Linked DNA regions of Homo sapiens: region 2 is linked to region 1. A link is an interaction called in ENCODE POLR2A ChIA-PET data of the cell type or tissue named here. Cell type or tissue: Panc1. All regions are shown on one strand. Links, peaks and the distances in the headings refer to the core of each region. The heading gives the core; the rest is flanking DNA.

Evidence for each region. ChIA-PET counts read pairs that join two places held together with the same protein. Peaks named below come from ENCODE experiments on the same cell type or tissue, not always from the same donor. Only the 100,000 strongest peaks of a DNase experiment are listed, where the experiment ranks them.
Region 2: POLR2A ChIA-PET joins it to region 1 with 9 read pairs; 2 of 35 experiments call an interaction of 5 or more read pairs at or near these places.

The regions. Positions count from the first base shown.
Region 1 is chr3:4,892,303-4,896,700 of GRCh38, reverse strand. No RefSeq gene overlaps it. Among named protein-coding and RNA genes, the nearest start is that of BHLHE40, 85 kb to the left of the region's middle. In Panc1, for the core only: no CTCF peak of the experiment used is centred there; no DNase peak of the experiment used is centred there; H3K27ac peaks cover 315 bases.
Region 2 is chr3:4,795,158-4,799,555 of GRCh38, reverse strand. It overlaps ITPR1 (inositol 1,4,5-trisphosphate receptor type 1), which reads right to left. Exons shown (of 62, transcript NM_001378452.1): 53 at 4,369-4,398. Among named protein-coding and RNA genes, the nearest start is that of EGOT, 46 kb to the right of the region's middle. In Panc1, for the core only: no CTCF peak of the experiment used is centred there; no DNase peak of the experiment used is centred there.

The sequences.
Region 1 (4,398 bases), core at 199-4,198:
TGATGATTAGATCATGAAGGTGGGGCTCTCATGAATGAGATTCATGCCCTTATGAAAGAGGCCAAGGGAGCTGGTTCACCCCCTTCTGCCACGTGAGGACACAGTGAAAAGATGGCCATCTATGAACCAGTAAATGGGTTCTCACCAGAGACAGAATCTGCCAGCACCTTGGTCTTGGACAGGTCAGCCTCCAGCAGAGTAAGAAAATTAAATTCTATTTATAAGCCACACAGTTTATGGTATTTTACTACAGCAGCCCAAATGGACTAAGAGAGTCATTATTATCAGGTATAGTTTAGTGTTACCACTTTTCATCAGAATGAAACTGATCAAATATTGTGTGAATGCTTTTGAGGTGCAAATGATAGGAGACCCAACTCAAAATGATCGAAGGGATTGGAAAACTTTTCCTTTAAAGGAATAAATAGTAAAGATTGTAGTTTCTGCAGGCCATGTGGCCTCTTGTCTTAACTACTCTGTGTTGTTGCATGAAAACACCCATAAACAATGGGTAAACAACTGAACATGCCAGGGTTCCAATAAAACTTTACCTGCAAAAACAAGTGGTGAGCAGGATTTGTAGTTTGCTGACCTCTAGTTTAAACAATCACTGAATTTACCATCATACTAGTAACAAGAAGTTCCAGGCAACGTAAGCTTCAGGGTTAGTTGATTCAGCAGCTTCACATCTCAATCCAGGAACTCAATTCATTCCATCTGCTTGCTCAGCTTTGTGCGGGCTGTGTTCCCAGTCTTGGTCTCTCCCGGTCATGAGATGACCACAGCCCCCCACACATCATGTCTTCACATAAGAGTGTCTAAAGGCCACAAATGTCTCTTTCCTGTGTCCCCTTTCTAGGAGCATGGAAAGCTTTCTTTCTTTCTTTCTTTCTTTCTTTCTTTCTTTCTTTCTTTCTTTCTTTCTTTCTTTCTTTCTTTCTTTCTTTTTTTTGAGACAGTCTTGTTCTGTCACCCAGGCTTGAGTGCAGTGGCGTGATTTTGGCTCACTACAACCTCCACCTTCTGGGTTCAAGCGATTCTCTTGCCTCAGCCTCCAAGTAAGTAGCTGGGATTACAGGCACCCGCCACCATGCTCGGTTAATTTTGTATTTTTGGTAGAGACAGGGTTTCACCATGTTGGTCAGGCTGGTCTCAAACTCCTGTCCTCAGGTGATTGGCCCATCTGCAGCCTCCCAAAGTGCTGGGGTTACAGGCCTGAGGCACCGCGTCTGGCAGGGAAAGCTTTTTTAGATGCCTCCTAAAAGATTTGATTCACTTCCTAAGACTGAGAAAGCAGGTGAGGTGTGTGTGTGAGTGGTTGTTTTTAGGCAGGCAACCCACATCGTGATCTGCATTCATTTCCTATTGCTATGTAACAAATTGCCACATAGCTCGCAGCTTAAAACAACATACAAACTACCTCCCAGTTTCTGTGGCTCATCCAAGCAACGCTTGAGGTCCTCCATGCAGGGTCTCACAAGGCCACAATCAAGGTGTCACGAGGCTTTTCTTCTGGGGCGTGGAATCCTCTTTCAAGCCTATGTAGTTGTTGGCAGAATCCAGTTCCTTGCAGCTGTGGGATGGAGGTCCCTGTTTTCCTGCTGGCTGTCAGCTGGGGGTCACTCTTGGCTCCTAGAAGCCACTCACAGTTCCGTGCCCACCACATGCCCCTCGCCATGAGACACCTCACTTCTTTAAGCTCAGCTGGAGAATGGCTCTATCCAATTTGCTAAGAGGGTCTCATATAATGTAATCTAATCAAAAGAGTGAAATGGATTATATTCACAGGTCCTGACTGCAGTCGAGGGAGGGGGATTAAACAGCACACAGGAGCACCCCCAAGAGACCCAACTCAAAATGGTTTAAGCCAGAGGCTGCAAACTTCCTACAAAGGGACAGATAGTACAGATTGCAGGTCTTTCAGGTCATCCAGCTTCTCCTCTCAACTACTCTGTGTTGTAGCACAAAAGCAGCCATAGATAATACATAAAAGCAAATGGACATGTCTGTGTTCTTTTTTAAAATTATTTTTATTTTTTGAGACGGAGTCTTGCTCTGTTGCCCAGGTTGGAATGCAATGGCACAATCTCAGCTCACTGCAACCTCTGTCTTCTGGGTTCAAGCGATTCTCCTGCCTCAGCCTCCTGAGTAGCTGGGACTACAGGTGCGGGCAACTACACCTGGCTAATTTTTGTATTTTTACTGGAGACAGGGTTTTGCCGTGTTGGCCAGGTTGGTCTTGAACTACTGTCCTCAAGGAATCTGCCCACCTCAGCCTCCCAAAGTGTTGGGATTACAGGCGTGAGCCACTGTGCACAGCAACATGGCCGTGTCCTAATAAAACTCAAGTGAACTTGGAGGCCATCCCAGAATTCTGCCTAATGATAGCTCTCACCTGAAAAATTAAATCAGATAATATAACAGTAGAACACTACACACTTAGAAGAGGAAATATGCTGTATTTGGCATATTCTTTGCTTGGAGGATAGACATTTAAAACACAGCTCCTTAAAACACAAAGTTTTTTTTTGTTTTAACTTTTATTTTAGGGGTACATGTGATGGTTTGTTACATAGGTAAACTCATATCACTGGGGTTTGTTGTACAGATTATTTCATCACCCAGGAATTAAGCCCAGTACCCAATAGCCATCTTTTCTAATCCTGTCCCTCCTTCCACCCTCCACCATCGAGTAGACCCCGGAGTCTGTTGTGTTCTGAAGACCCCAGTCCTTCTTTGTGTTCATAGGTTCTCATCATTTAGCTCTCACTTATAAATGAGAACATGTGGTATTTGGTTTTTTGTTTCTGCATTAGTTTGCTGAGGATAATAGCCTCCACCTCCATCCATGTTCCCCCAAAAGACATGGTCTCGTTCTTTTTTATGGCTGTGCCGTATTCTATAGTGTGTATGTACCACATTTCTTTATCCAATCTGTCACTGATGGGCATTTAAGTTGACTTTGCTATTGTGAATGTAAAAATGTTTTTGTTAGTGTGAAGAGTGCTGCAATGAACATTCATGTGCATGTGTCTTTGTGGTAGAATGATTTCTATTCCCCTGAGTATATACCCAGTAATGGGATTGCTGGGTTGAATGGCAGTTCTGCTTTTAGCTTTTTGAGGAATCGCCATCCTGCTTTCCACAATGGTTGAACTAATTTACACTCCCATGAACAGTGTATAAGCATTCCCTTTCCTCTGCAACCTCACCAGACTGTTGTTTTTTTACTTTTTAATAATTGCCATTCTGACTGGGTGTGAGATGGTATCTCATTGTAGTTTTGATTTGCATTTCTCTAATGATCAGTGATATTGAGCTTTTTTCATGTGCTTTTTGGCCACATGGATGTCTTCTTTTGAAAAGTGTCTGTTAATGTTCTTTGCCCACTTTTTAATGGGGCTCATAAACACAAAGTTAACCTGAAAGTCCTGAAGAATCAATTTTTTAGTTTTGCTCTTGTTGCCCAGGCTGGAGTGCAATGGCGCAGCCTCGGCTCACTGCCTCCTGGGTTCAAAGGATTCTCCTGCCTCAGCCTCCTGAGTGGCTGGTATCACAGGCACGCACCACGATGCCTGGCTAATTTTTTATTTTTAGTAGAGATGGGGTTTCACCATGTTGGTCAGGCTGGTCTTGAACCCCTGACCTCAGGCGATACACCCTCCTCGGTCTCCCAAAGTGCTGGGATTACAGGCATGAGCCATTGCGCCCAGCCTGGATTCTGGCTTTTACTCTATGCTTCAAAGCATACTCCAAGATTATATTTAAAGATTATCTAATGGCTTATTCTAGTGCTCTCATGATTTTATTTCCCTTTTGCTCTTTCTAAAAATGTTAATTCATCTGGAATTTATCATGGTGAAACATGTAAGGCTTGGATACAACTTTCTCATTTTTTTCCCCAGAGGGCTACTCAGTTGCTCTGACATTGTTTATTGAACAGACTATCCTTTTCCATTGGTAAGTGGTGGCATTTTATCATATACTAAATTTCTTTTTGTATTTGAGTCAATTTCTGGACTTTGCATTTATAATTCATCGAGTTGCCTTGTCTATTCATATACCATACCCTTTTACTTTTAGAGCTTTATACTATATTTTAATATCTGATACAACTAAAAAACCCTTGTTTTTTTATTTTCAGGATTTCTGAATATTCTTGCTTCTTTATTTTTCCATATTATAATGAGCTTGTATAGTTTTTAAAAGTCCTTTTTTAAAATTGAGCTTTTGCATTATAGATTGGGAATAATTGACATCTTTACATAGTTAAGTCTTTTTATCTAAAAATACATACATCCTTCCATTAGTTCAAGTTTTCTTCTGTGATCCTCAGTGGCATTTTAAAGTCTTTTCATATAGCTCTTGTTCACTTCTTAAGCTTAGGAATTTAGTCTT
Region 2 (4,398 bases), core at 103-4,102, 97 kb after region 1:
GGAGCTTCACTTCTTCAGAGATGCTTGGATTGTGGCACCACTGGGGAGGAGACACCTTTGCAGGGCACAGCTCTTCCACCAGCTGCTGGCTGCCCTAGTTCATTGAGTCCACGCCTGCGGAGATTCAGCCTCACTTTAACAACTGTTCCCCCCAGCCCAGCCACTTACCTCTTCCCTTTTGAAATCCTTCAAAAGGCAAAGCTGATTGGGAATGGGGACAAAGAGGCAGAGGTTTCTCAGAAATTCAAGAAGTGCACATTGAGGCACATGTGCCGCTTTCTACGCATTTAACAATTGTTAGACATCGTGTCAAGCCCTTGATGTTGATGATCATTTATTCATCCTACTGTCCCCGGTCTACTCTAAAGGAAACTGAGTCTCAGGTTACATTTCTTGCCCAAAGTGATGCAGCAAATGGCTGCAGACCATTTGCCTCTGAAGTCGATGGTCCTTAATCAATATTTTAAAAAATCCATGCATTTTAAGTGTAAAATTTGGTGAATCTTGGCAGTTTATATAGTCATGTGACCACCGCATGTAATTGTCACCACAGTCAAGATACAGAACATTTTTATCACTCTAAAAGTCTCCTTGTGCCTCTTTGCAGGTGATGCCTTGCCCCATCCCTACCCCCAGCTACCACTGATCTAATAGTGTCAGTCCCTATAGCTTTGCACTTTCTAGAATTTCATAAAAATGGGAAAATAATCCTATCAGGTAGTCCTTTGTGCTTGACTTCTTTCACTGAGCAAGTTTTTAAGATGCATCCAGGTTACCATGTATGTATTGATACTTTGTACTTTTTATTGCTGACTATATTATAGTATGGATATATTACAATTTATTTGTCCAGTTAACAATCAATGAGTTTCCAGTTTGGAGTGATTACAAATAATGCTACTAGAAACATTCATGTTCAATTCTTGGAGTGGACATATTTTCATTTCACTTGGACAAACATAGAGAAGTAGAATGTTGGATCCTACAGATATGTTTAACTTTAAAAGACAATACCAAACTGTTTTCCAAGGTGAATGTATCACACTGCCTTCCCACCAGCCGTGTATGACAGTTCCATCTGATCCACAGCATCACCAATACTTGGCAGTGCCCATCTTTTTCATTTAGTCATTCTAGTAGGTTTGCAGTGGTATGGTGTGGTGATTTTAATTTACATTTCCCTGATAACTAGTGATGCTCAACATCGTTTCATGTGCTTACTGGCCATTCATACATCTTCTTCTGTGAAGTGTCTGATCAAATGCTTTGCCCACTGTTTTAATTGAATAGTTTTTTTATTGTTGAGTTGTAAGAGTTCTTTACATATTCTGGACATAAGCTTTTTATCAGATATATATTTTGCAACTATTTTCTCCCAGTCTGTGGCTTATCATTTTCTGAAATGCTTAATGCCATTTTAAATGGACTCTTAAGATGATCTCAGTATCATCAATGTGACCAGTACAATGTATGTCCCAAATCCTGAAGAGGCCAATGTAAAAATGCTGTCTCCTCACTATAACGGCAGTGTTAAAAAACATAGTGCTAGATTCCAAAAAATCAACTCTAGAAAGACATCTTTGAGACAGTTGGAGAAATCTGAATTTGGGCAGGCTATTACAGGATTTGCTGTTAGTTTTGTTAGATATGATAATGGCATGGTGATTATACATATTTTAAAATGTCCTCATAAGTTATACACTGAAATATTTATGGACAAAAAATCCAAGATGTCTAGACTTCTTTAAAATGTTTCAGAAAATATAGTATGGGGATAGATGAAACAAGATAGGCAAAATTGTTAAAGCTGGCTGATAGATATATGGTAGCTCATTATACTGTTCTTTCTACTTGTGTGTATATTTGACAATTTCAATAATAAAAACATTTAAAAAGTAGTACTACATTTGCTTTAGCCATCACGGCATGCTCACAAATTCAGTAAGCAATCTGAAGCTGCCTGAGTTGCACGCTTTTGAAAGACTGTAACTTGTCAGTTCTAAAACAAAGGTGGAGGGGCGGTGATACTTTTGAAAAGGAGCTTTTAAGGCCACTGGTTCTTGGCAGTTGCAAACCTTGTAAGCCACAGAACCACACAAAATCAGCACACATAATACGGCCATTATACACATTCAAGAGGGACATTATGAAATCTTGCCTTTAGGATGCAACAAATCCTAACACATATTAGCTCAAAGAAATACTTTCAGGTCAACAAACCAGATCTTGTTTCTAGGCAGGGTTAATACAACTCTTCTACTGAGGATGGTTAGCAGTGAGTATAGGAAATGCCCTCAATGCATCTTACAAAAGGAAAAAAGAATCCCTCTGAGAGTGAACTGATGCACTTAAGGCAGTATCAGCTACTAGATAATGGAAAAGGCTTCCTTGGGTCATATCAGCCTCAGGTCAAATCTCCTCGGAGCTCTGAATTATGCTCTCAGTTTAGTCCCTCAGCATGAAGTTCTAAAGCCCATGATTCCAAACCATGCATCCTTGCCTCCTGCAGACCAGCCTGAGTTGGTGGCTCATTCAGAATGCACCATTTTAGAGTTGGAAGGACCCTCGATAGTCATACCATCCAGGGGATCTCAAGCTTGGATGGGCAAGAAACACATGCTCTGGAGATCTTGACTAGTTTGCCAACTGTTCTTCCCCGGGTTCTACAGGATTTTCTGAAGCCATATCAAAGTTTTCTAACCATGGGCTTAATGTAAACATCTCTTCACATAAAGGATGACAAGGACTTGCTGAAGTGGCTTGCCCAGAGTGGCTTGGCAAATGGGCGGCAGGAGCCAGGCAGAGACCTTAAGTCTCTGGACTTCCTAAGTCTAAGAAAGGCACTGCAGGAGGCTTGTCAATGAAGGGTGGGGGGCTGTTAACTCCCTGTCCCCAGAACTGGCCTGAATGCTGCCACAAATGACCGGTGAAGAAAACAGACGTGGCGAATAATAAAATCTGTTTGAAATATTTTTAAGGCAATGGAGAGTAAATGAAAACACAGACAAGGTAAGGGTTGAATAATCTGCCGTGAGGAACATGACAACTTCCCTGAGGCGAAAGGAGACCTGGGCCTCCTCCGCCGCCGCCAGCTGAGCTCCTCACTAGCCCTCTGCCACGCACTCCTCTGCTGTCTGGCAGCAGGGTTAAGGTGGACATCCCCAAAGAGAAAACCTTGCAGCTCTGGGTTCTAGTCAAATCTTTTTAGACATAGACACGGGCATTCATGTTTCCTGACATGACATTAAAAAAAAAATCCCCCCTGGACTTGTGTTTAGATTGTACTTTTCGGAGCGGGGGCATTCAGATGGTGCCTTCCACGTAACTTAAGGTCAAACAGAAAAGCTAACTCCTCAAAAGGGTAACTTAGGCATATAAGCATTACATAACATCGCTTTCAAGTTGGTCCTTAAACTGACTCATTACCCATACATGTCTGCTTCCGTTGATGTCTGCATGATTAAGCTAAAGAGTGGAGCCTGAAACTTACTCCTGTGTGGTTTTTGGGCTCTTTATCCCATTCTCTGTCACATAAGGTGGTTCCTGGCAGGTTGTTCTATGCGTATGTGAGGTGATCTGCCAAAAAGCTCTGATGAAAAATTTAGCCGGGAGGTGGACCTCCCAGGTGGCTGCTGTGGATGTCAGAAAAGGGGCCATGAATGTATCACAGAAGAGGAGCTTTGAATGCTTGTCGAGGGGCCCCAAATAGCAAAATGCCCACCTCCAAATTGTCTGCCTTTTCTCAGCAAAATGTGTAGCCTGGAAGGAGGTAGGCTGGGGGGAACCCAGAAAGACCATAATCATCATGTTTTGTTATGTGAATAATGGCAGGTACCTCTTAATAGACTAAACATTGTACAGTCTGCAGTCATTCAAGTCCTGCCTCCCCTCTGACCCCTGGCAAAAAAAATATTCCAGAGATTTCTTACAAATTCTTTAGTCTGAAATCAATTCCAGAAGTGCGGTGTGGAAACACATATACTGGACTGAGCATCAAGACGTCTACGTTTTAGGGTTAGCTCTGCCATTAGTTAGCTATGTGACTTTGGCCTGATTTCTTAACTGCTCTGAGACATAGTTTCCTCATATATAAAAGAAGGGGCTGATTAAGAGACTTTCTCACAGGTTTAATAGTATCTAGCTGCTTCTCTTTCTTTCCTGGTTAAAAAAAATGGATAAAAAAGTTAAATTATTTTAAGTTAGATTTAAAACTAAATCTATGGTAACAGCTACAATCTCCTCTTGTCTGAATGTGGATAACTGGGATCCCCAGTACTGCACCAATACATCCAGGAACCACAACTGAGATGCAAGTCCTAGCCTTCCTGCTGCTTCTAATAGGATTTTTGAAGTTAAAGATATGGGTACCTCCTCGGACTCCCTTAAACGGGTAGAAAA